Linked DNA regions of Homo sapiens: region 1 is linked to region 2. A link is a loop called in an ENCODE intact Hi-C map of the cell type or tissue named here. Cell type or tissue: ovary. All regions are shown on one strand.

Evidence for each region. Peaks named below come from ENCODE experiments on the same cell type or tissue, not always from the same donor. Only the 100,000 strongest peaks of a DNase experiment are listed, where the experiment ranks them.
Region 1: it touches region 2 in a loop (4-fold over the local background); 16 of 110 quality-filtered maps call a loop at or near these places.

What each region holds. Positions count from the first base shown.
Region 1 is chr2:158,732,014-158,737,013 of GRCh38, reverse strand. PKP4-AS1 (PKP4 antisense RNA 1) reads left to right here and starts at 2,012. Exons shown (of 4, transcript NR_135242.1): 1 at 2,012-2,286. In ovary, no CTCF peak of the experiment used is centred here; no DNase peak of the experiment used is centred here.
Region 2 is chr2:158,162,250-158,167,249 of GRCh38, reverse strand. CCDC148-AS1 (CCDC148 antisense RNA 1) reads right to left here and starts at 600. Exons shown (of 5, transcript NR_038850.1): 1 at 527-600. In ovary, no CTCF peak of the experiment used is centred here; no DNase peak of the experiment used is centred here.

The sequences.
Region 1 (5,000 bases), 570 kb before region 2:
CCAAGAAAAGAGGCCAGTGCAATTCAATGTGATGTGTGCTGCAATAGGGCAGATACAGCGTATTAGGGGAGCACAAAGAGAGGCATCTGATCCAGCTCTGGGGAGTCAGGAAAGACTTCTCCAGGAAAGCGGGGATCCATCTGAGACCTGCAAAATGAGCAGGCATTCACCAGAAGAAACGAGAAGCGTGTTTAAGGTAGAACAAAGAGGGAAGCAGTCAATGTTTCTGAAGCATCATGGACCAGGTGTGTGGTGGAGTCATGGGAGAAGGATAGAGTGGGCATTATTTAAGCAGATGCTGGCTCATATCGGCTTTGAAAACCTTAGGAAGGAGTGTAGACTTTATCTCAAAGGTAATAACTTTGTGATATCACCCAGATGTTGTGGGGGAGTGGTCTAGAGGGAAGCAAGGCTGGGGATAAAGAGGCTAGTTAGGAGGCTGTGACAATGGAGGCAAAATGTAATGGGGCCCTGGATGGAAGTTGCAAATGTGGATGGAGAGATGAATAAGGATTCAAAAAATATTTAAGAGGCACAATAGACATGCTTTGATAGTTGGTTAGAAATGCAGTGTAATGTGTCCAAGGAATCTAGGATGACCTCAGACACATTTGACTTGAGCAGTTGGGCAGCCAGATGGTAGAGCCATTTGGAAAGACAGTGACTCCAGAAGGAACAGGTTTAGCACTTGTGAACTGAATTGGCCATTAGGTTAAAAGGAGGCTTCAGAATTCACAGAAGGTCAAGTTGAAAGGCCCAAGAAAAACTGACTTATTAAAGTTACAGAGGTCAGGTCAGAGGAGGAAAAGACAGGAGGTTGAGAAGTTCAATCGAAAAGGCGTTCAGATGAGAAAAGGAGGCTACAAAACCATATGTACAATAAAATACACATGCACATGATAGAAACAAGGAAAAGATGCTAGAGAAATCCATATGAACACATTAGCAGGAATTATTGCCTCATAGTAAGATCACTGGTGATTTGTAATTCCTTCTCTTTGCTTAGCTGTATTTGCAAAACTAAAGGTTGCACAATAAATGTGTGTTCTTTTTGTAATAAAAACAAAAGGTGTTTTTGAAAAGTGGTTATGCAGGTGAGGGAAGAATACGGAAGAGCTTTTCTTTTTTTTTTTTTTTTCAGGCATAGTCTCGCTCTTTTGCCCAGGCTGGGGTGCAGTGGCACCATCTCGGCTCACTGCAACCTCTACCTCCTGGGTTCAAGTGATTCTCCTGCCTCAGCCTCCAGAGTAGCTGGGATTAGAGGCAGGCACCACCATGCAGGGTTAATTTTTGTATTTTTGGTAGAGATGGGGTTGCCATGTTGGTCAGGCTGGTCACTGGTCTTGAACTCCTGACCTCAGGTGGTCTGCCCACTCAGCCTCCCAAAGTGCTGGGACTACAGGCATGAGCCACCCCACCTGGTCTAATACTGAAGGGCTTTTAACTTAAAGTGAAAAACTTAATTGGAAAGGTTTATAAAAGTAAAGCTCGTGGACAACTAACCTGATGTACTGTCTCACAAACTTGGTTGCATATTGAAATCACCTGCACAGTTTCAAAAATACTGTTCCTGGATCCCACGTCCACAGCTTCTGATTTAATTGACAGGAGGTGTGGTCCGAGCCTGGAGATTTTTGTAATGCTCCCCAGGTGATTCCAATGTTGGCAAAGATGGAAAACCACTAATGCAGTTAATGAGAAGGAAGAGGGATAACTTTTTAGACTAGCATTCTGAGTTATTTAAAGGAGTGAGAATCTTGGGGGAGAAGGTTCTCAGTGAGGCCATAAAGCGGGGTCAAAGGTTGGCAGTGAGATGGCACCCCAGGGTCAGGCATGAGGTCCATCCCACAATATGCTCTTAAATGACAACCTAGTGAAGTGAGCTGAGCTCAACCTTAGAAGGACGCTCCAAGAAACTCTGCAAAAAATGGGGACATTTTGCGCATAAGGAAATCTGAGGTCCTGCCAGCTTTGCCGTGGTCAAGAGCACGTAGCAGCTGGTTCCATATTTAAAGGCAAGCGGCTCTCACATCCTAAGGTATTACCCAGCAAAAGGCAGCCTCAGGAGGCAGCCCACTGAAGACCTTCAAGTCCACGAAGACAATGTATGGATTGTTCACTAAAACTGAGGAATGATTTTCAAATAATCTGTCGCCAGAGGGCCAATCCAGGCTTCAGGCTCCAGTGTGTATGGAGGAGCTGCCACTGCAGAGACGCTGGCTTAGGGGGCTGGGGGATGCCTCCTTTGAATTCTGGGCCCACCACTGACAACACTTCTCTTCTTGGGTGAGTTATTTCATTTCACTGACCTCGCTCTCTTTATTTGTGAAAAAGAAGATAGTACTACCTGTTACACAGGTTTCTCAGGATTAAATGAGCTCAGGTTGAGCTCATTGTGAAAGCAGCTATTCGGTTTTTTAAAATGTGATTGCCATTGTTTGAAATAGCAAAAGAGGATATATCACTGTTAAAGTCTGTCTGGACGGCAGTCTTGCTGTATCATTTCCACCTCTTGCGTGACATTTTTTCCTTTCTTATTTAATTTTCTAAATTCTAAAGTACGGCGGCTAGAGCAGACAAACTGTTCTTTTCTTAGTAGATTAATGGCATTGAGTACATAGCCCTTAAAAACATAAAGTTTAAAAGCAAAAGCAATGGCCGGGCGTGGTGGCTCACGCCTGTAATCCCAGCACTTTGGGAGGCCAAGGCTGGCGGATCACTTGAGGTCAGGAGTTCGAGACCAGCCTGGCCAACATGGTGACCCTCCCCCCGCCCCGCCCCGCCCCACCCCACCCCATCTCTATTAAAAATACAAAAATTAGCTGGGCGTGGTGGCATGTGCCTGTAATTCCAGCTACTCAGGAGGCTGAGGCAGAAGAATTGCTTGAATCCAGCAGGCGGAGGTTACAGTGAGCCGAGATCACTCCACTGCACTCCAGCCTGGGTGATAAAGCGAGACTCTGTCTCAAGGAAAGGAAAAAAAAAAAGCAAAAGCAACAAACTCAAAATTTTGTTTTTTAAGTAAAATATCTTGATGTTAGTAATCACCAGAGTGAAGACAATGGTTACTGAAATTTCAACTCTAAGAGAAAAGGCAAAAGGCAATTATAGCAAAGTATGGGCAACTTCCATATATATTTCATTAAATCTGAGATGCCTTTTATTATAAGATATGTTCATTTTCTATATAGTTAAGGAAAAAAATAGTTGCAAATTAAACTATGACACAATGCTTTCTTTCCTGATACAATGTTTTCCATATTGAAAGAGCTCTTTCATATTTATTTAAACATCTCTTGTTACGTGTAGCACTCGACGTATCTAAAAAGGAAAACACAAGTGAAATGAATTGCTTAAGGTGTTCCACAAAACTTCACATTCTCACTCTTCTGAACCACTTTGCAGTCATCAATGCCACACATTTTTTCCAAACCACACAATTAACATCCTCTGGGCTTTCATGTGAACTGGCGATACACTCTCTTATGGTCTCCCGTATTTTTTCAGCCGCTGACATCTGTTTTTACAAGCTTTTTTGCCTAGTGTGTGATAGATGATCCTTTTGTGTATATCGTGGTAACAAACCTAACTCAGCTTTATCTACTTGTGGATATCTTCCCTTCATAAGCCCTATAAAGCTATGCTTCTCAAACTTCCCTGTTCATACAAATCACCTGGGGATCTTGCTAAACAGTAGATATACAACAGGTCTGGGCTAGAGCCTGAGATCCGGCAGTTCTCACAAGCTCCCAGCTGAGGCCAATGCTGCCGGCCCCAGCACTACAGTTTGAGCAGCAAAGCTATAAAGCAATTGATCCTATTGGTTGTTGCTTCTTTGCAAGAAAATATGGAAGTGTGATTATTCCTCCAACAAATGGTTTCACTAATATCAAATTTATGTCTTGCTGCTCTGTTTTCATGCTCTTCTGTATATGCAGTAATTTTTCATTTCAATGCCAAATTGTCACATAATCTTTTTGAAAGCTCTTAAATGGCAGTGAAACTCAACATGTGTAGTGCCAGCACAGCACATAATTCACTGAAGTGTGATGGCGGGGAGTGGAGCTAGGACCAAGCTAGTTGTAGCATACCACCGATTGCAAGCTGTACTCTGATATCAGAGATGCTAAAAAGTGGAGAAGGTGCAGTTTTGGATCAAAGAAATATGGAGAATCTGTTGCAAACCTCTGTACTTTTAGCTTCCACTTTTTTTTTTCCTTTTTAAGAAAATGCTGAAATCAGCATTAGGAATTATGAGAGACAACACTAATAACCCCAGTGTGTTTTGCTGTGTCTGTTTTTAACCTTTTGGCTTCACCTTTGTAACTGGAACACAAGGATGAAAGTTCCTTGGTGTGTGAGTGTTGGTGATATGTGCCTTTACAACTGACTCCACAGCGGTCAGTCACCTAAGAACTGACTTGTTGAAAATGCCCAACTCTGAGCTCCACCCAACCTGCTGAAGCAGCATCTCTGGGGGCTGATCCCAGGAAACCCTTTTACCAAGTCCCCCAGGGAAGTCTTAGGCCACTCAAGCTTGAGAACCACTGGTTTAGTGTCTTCGTGCCTTCTTGCAATATTTAGTCCATCAGTCTTCCAGTAGGGGACAACTATCGGGCATGTCCCAAACACTGTGCAGCTGCCAGAGGGAACACCGAGAGGCCTGGCGCAGCACCTGTCCCCACCTCATGGAGCCTATGCTCCAGATAGGTTGCCACAGAGAATACTGTGCTAGGGGCATTCAGAAGGGGCATGGAAGAGAGGAAGAAGATCCTCATATGGGTGTGATTGGAAAAGGCTTTGTGGAGAAGACTAGAAACGTGCTGGATCTTGAAAGATAGATGAAATTTGGTTGGGACAGGAGAGGAAAGGAGCATTTCAGGCAGGTGGTACAGCATAAGCCCAGGCAAGGAGGCAGGCGAGCACTAGTCACACACCATAGAGAGTCGACCAGGCATCTAAAGAGATGGTTCATGCACACAGGCAGAAAGTATATGCTT
Region 2 (5,000 bases):
ACAATGTAAATCTATCTTATAGTTTTGGAAGGTCAAAAATCAGAATTTAATCTCATTGGGCTAAAATCACAGTGTTGACAGGGCTGTATTCCTTTCTCAGGGCTCTAGGAGATAATCGGTTTCTTTGCCTTCTCCAGCTTCTAGAAGCTGCCTATAGTCCTTAGCTCATGCTGTCTTTCTTTTATCTTCAAAGCTAGCAGTGGCAGGCCTAATCCTTCTGACATCCCAGCACTCCACACTCCTCTTTTGCCTCCCTCTTCCACTGCTCAGAACTCTTGTGATCACATTAAGCCCACTCTGATAATTCAGAATAATCTCCCTATTTTAAGGTCAGGTGATTAGCGATCAGAATACCCTTTGCCATGTAACATAACATTCACAGATTATGGAGATTAGGAAATTGACATCTTTGGGAGACATTTTCTGCCTACCACGGGGTATATTATAAATTTGTAGTCAATTGCTAGTTGAGGACGTAGTCATCCAAAAGCTCAACTTGGCTGAATGACCAAGAGGACTCACTTACCTGACTGGCAGTTGATGCTGGTTGTTGGCTGGCAGCTCATTTGAGGTTGTCAATGGGACCGACCACCTACACATGACTTCTCAAGATGGCTTGGCTTTTCATAGAATGGTAGCTGGGTTCCAAGATAGAATTTTCCAAGAGCAAACATTCTAAGAGGTATAAAATGCAAGCTGCTAGACCAGTTAAGATCTACTGCTGGAACTGGGATAGGGTCTTTTCCTCCATACTCTTTTCATCAAAGCAGTCATAGAACTCTCCCAGATTAAAAAAGGCTGAGAAAAAGTCCACTTATTGATGGCAAGGTCACATTGGAAAAAAGTATGTGAAATAGGAAATATTTTTGCAGCCACTTTTTGAAATCTGTCATGTTTGTTATCGGGCATAACAAGATGTTTTAAGCTCATTTTGAATATTTCTTGCTCTGACCTGGAACTAACCTTTTCTCTGAGAAGCTTTGGTTCTTTTTATTGGAAAATCGTATTTCAAAACCAAAATTTGGAGACAAAGAATACACATTGCTACTAGGTTGATCTTCTATTCTAGACCTTTTCAATGAGCATGGTTAGAAAATACACACACACACACACACACACACACACACACTCCCATACATATGCATATACATACACATATACATATACATGTACAGACATATATACAAAACAGGCCAAGTGCAGTGGCTCACACCTGTAATCCCAGCACTTTGGGAGGCCAAGGCAGGTGGATCGCTTGAGGCTAGAAGTTCAAGACCAGCATGGCCAACATGGTGAAACCCTGTCTCTACTAAAAATATGAAAATTAATAAGGTGTGGTCGAGAGCGCCTGTAATTCCAGCTATTCAGTAGGCTGAGGCACAAGAATCACTTGAACCCAGGAGGCAGAGGGTGCAGTGAGACGAAATCGTGCCACTGCACTCCAGCCTAGGTGAGAGAACAAGACTCCGCCTCAAAAACAAACAAAAAAAACCCAACAAATCCAGACATACGCTTATATTATCTAAAGATAAAATTTTTTTTTATTTATTCTGTTACTTCAAATTCCATAGGATTTTCACTTGATATCTTGTATGTTACTTTTGTATTTTCTTTTTTCCTTACTGACAATTCTGGTGCCCAATTACACACGGATGTTAGAATATGACATAATTACTCATTTACATTATCCACACAAAAGTCTTAGAATAAAATACCAATATAATAAAAACAAAAATAATAAAATTTGGGGTTATTATGCCTTTTCTATTCTTTTTCTTTTTGTTATCTATATTGCGAGGGACTGTGTAGACATTATACACACTCTCTTTTATCCATGATTGAATCTTATTCTATTAGTAAATATATATTTACCAATACTGCCAGTTTTTAATGTCAATTTCTCTCTTGTCATTTAGGTTGTCTGAAGCCTGTTTTCCAGAAGATTATTTAGGAATTAGTCATGGAAGCAATATTTTCTGGGTCCTTGAATGTTAATAACAGGTTGATGGTCGTCTTTATAGTTGAAAATAAATTTTTCCTGGGTCTAAGATACTTTATTTACATTTTCTTTTCTTAGCATAAAATGTCAAAGGGCTGGCTATAACATGGTTTTCTTTCCCTAAGAATCACTTGATCTTTTTGCCTAATTAGAGTTTTTTTCACTTCCTTTATAATATAGCAGTTTTACTGGACTTTGTGTTTGTCATTCTGGGTTAATATACTTAGTAAATTATATTCCCTTTCACAATATAAATTCAATTTTATTTCAGGAATTTTGTAAAATTATAATTTTTAGTGTTTGTTATGTTTCCTTTTTTCCCCAGGACTGTTATTATGCTATTATGCTATGTTGGATCTTCTTTGTCTGTAGTCTTTATTTGTCACTTTGTTTTGAATTCTTTTAATCTCTTTCTTCATTTTTAAAAACTTTTTTTATTTGGAAATAACTTTATAGAATAGCCGCAAGAATAAAATTGTTGTAACTTTACCCCAGATTCTCCCATTGTTAACATTTTATTCAACTTTTAAATTGCTTTTGTGTTCTTCTTTAATTTGATTCATTTCTACAGCCTTTGTTGTCTTTCAAGACATTGACTTTTTATCGTGATAAATATACATAATATAAAATTTACTATTTTAACCATTTTTAAGCATACAGTTAAGTGGCATTAAGTATTTTCACATTGTTGTGCAACAATCACCCCTATTCATCTTCAGAACTTTTTCATCATCTCAACCTGAAACTCTGAACCCATTAAACAAAAACTATACACCTCCTCCCCTCAGCCTCTGGTAACCACTATTCTAATTTTTTTCTCTATGAATTTGTCTATTCTAGGTACTTCATATAAGCAGAATCATATAATACTTGTCCTTTTATGTGTGACTTATTTCACTTACCATAATGTTTTCAAGGTTCATCCATGTTGTGGAATGTATCAGAATTTCATTCCTTTTTAAGGCTGAAAACATCCCATTGTGTGTGTGTATATATATATATATAAATTTTTTTTATCTATTCATCTGTCAAAGGACATTTGGATTGTTTTCACCTTTTGGCTATAATAACAGTGCTATAAACATTGATGTACAAATATCTGTTCAAACCACTACTTTTAATTATTTTGAGAATATACTCAAGTGAAATTGGTAAATGATATGGTAATTTTATGTTTAAGATTTTGAGGAACTGCCATGCTATTTTCCACAGTGGCTTTGCCATTTTACATTCCCATTAGCAATGCACAAGAGTTCCAATTTATCTATATCCTTGCTGGCACTTGTTATTTTCTGTTTTGTTTGTTTGTTTGTTTTTTTATCATAGCCATTTCAATGGTGTGAATTGGTATCTCATTGTGATTTTGATTTGCATTTTCCTAATGATTAGTGTTGGTGAGAATTTTTTAGGTGCTTTTTGGTCATTTGTATATCTTCTTTGGAGGAATGTCTATTCAAGCCCTTTGCCCATTTTTGAATTGGATTGGTTTGTTGTTGTTGTGTTGTAGGGGAGCTCCGCATATTCCAGAAATTCATGCCTTATCAGATATATATCATTTCCAAATATTTTCTCCTATTCTGTAGGTTGCCTTTTTATCCTGTTGATAGTATCCTCTGATGTACAAAAGTTTTTAATATCAGTGTCCAATTTATTTTTTCTTTTATTGCTGTGTTTTTACTGTCATATCCAAAGATTCATTGCCAAACCCAATGTCATGAAGCTTTTCCTCCATGTTTTCTTATAAGAGTTTTATAGTTTTAGTACCTACATTTAGAGCTTTCATCCACTTTATTTTTTGTATACAGTAAGAATCCAATTTCATCCTTTTGCATGTGGATATTGTTTTCTCAGCACTGTTTGTTTAAAAGACTGTCCTTTTAATTGAATGGTCTTGTCACCCTTGTTGAAAATCAGTTGACCATATATGCGAGGGCTTGTTTCTGAGCTCTCTATTCTATTCCATTGGTCTGTCTGTCTTTAGACTAGTACCACACTAACCTAAAGACATTAGTGTGATCACTGTAACTTTGTAGTACGTTTTGAAATCAGGAAGTCCTTCAACTTTGATCTTTTTCACTATTGTTTTGTTCTTATTTTTTCAAGTTTTTTTGGCTAGTCAGGGTTTGTTGAATTCCATACAAATTTTAGAATTTAAAAAATATTTCTGCAAAACAACACCATTGGGATTTTAATGGGGAGTGCATTAAATCTTTAGATGGCTTTGGGTAATATAGACATCTTAAAAATATTAAGTCTTCCAATCTATGAACATAGGATATCTTTCCATTTATTTATGTCTCCTTTATTTCTTTCAGCAATATTTTGTATTTTTCATTGTACAGGTCTTCTATCTCTTTGGTTGAGTTAATTCATAAGTATTTTATTCCATTTGATGTTATTGTAAATGGAGTTGTTTTCCTTTCTGAATTGCTCATTGTTAGTGTACAGAAACACAACTGACTTTTGTGTGTTGACTTTGTATCTTGCAACTTTGCTAAATTTGCTTATTGGTTCTAACAGTTTGTGTAAGTGTGTAATCTTTAAGGTTTTCTACATAGAAGATCATGTCATTTGCAAATGATCATTTTACTTCTTTCTTTCCAATTTGGATGCTTTTATTTCTTTCTGTTGCCTAATTGCTCTGAAAAACTGTCATGATGTTATCAGGGGGTTTTTCATATATGGATGGCTTTTATCATGTTGGGAAATCTCCTTTAATTCCTGATTTGTCAAATGTTCTTTTTAAATCACAAAGCAGTGTTGAATTTTGTCAAATGCCTTTTCTGCATCAATTGAGATGATTGTGTGACTTTATTTCCTTTGTTCTATTAATCTGGAGTATTACACTGATAGATTTTTGTATGTTGAATCATCCTTGAATTCCAGGAATAAGTATCTTTTGTTCATGGCATATAATCATTTTAATATGCTGCTGAATTCAGTTTGCTGGTATTTTATTGAAGATGAAACTGACATTTTTGAAGAACACAGTGTCATTTTA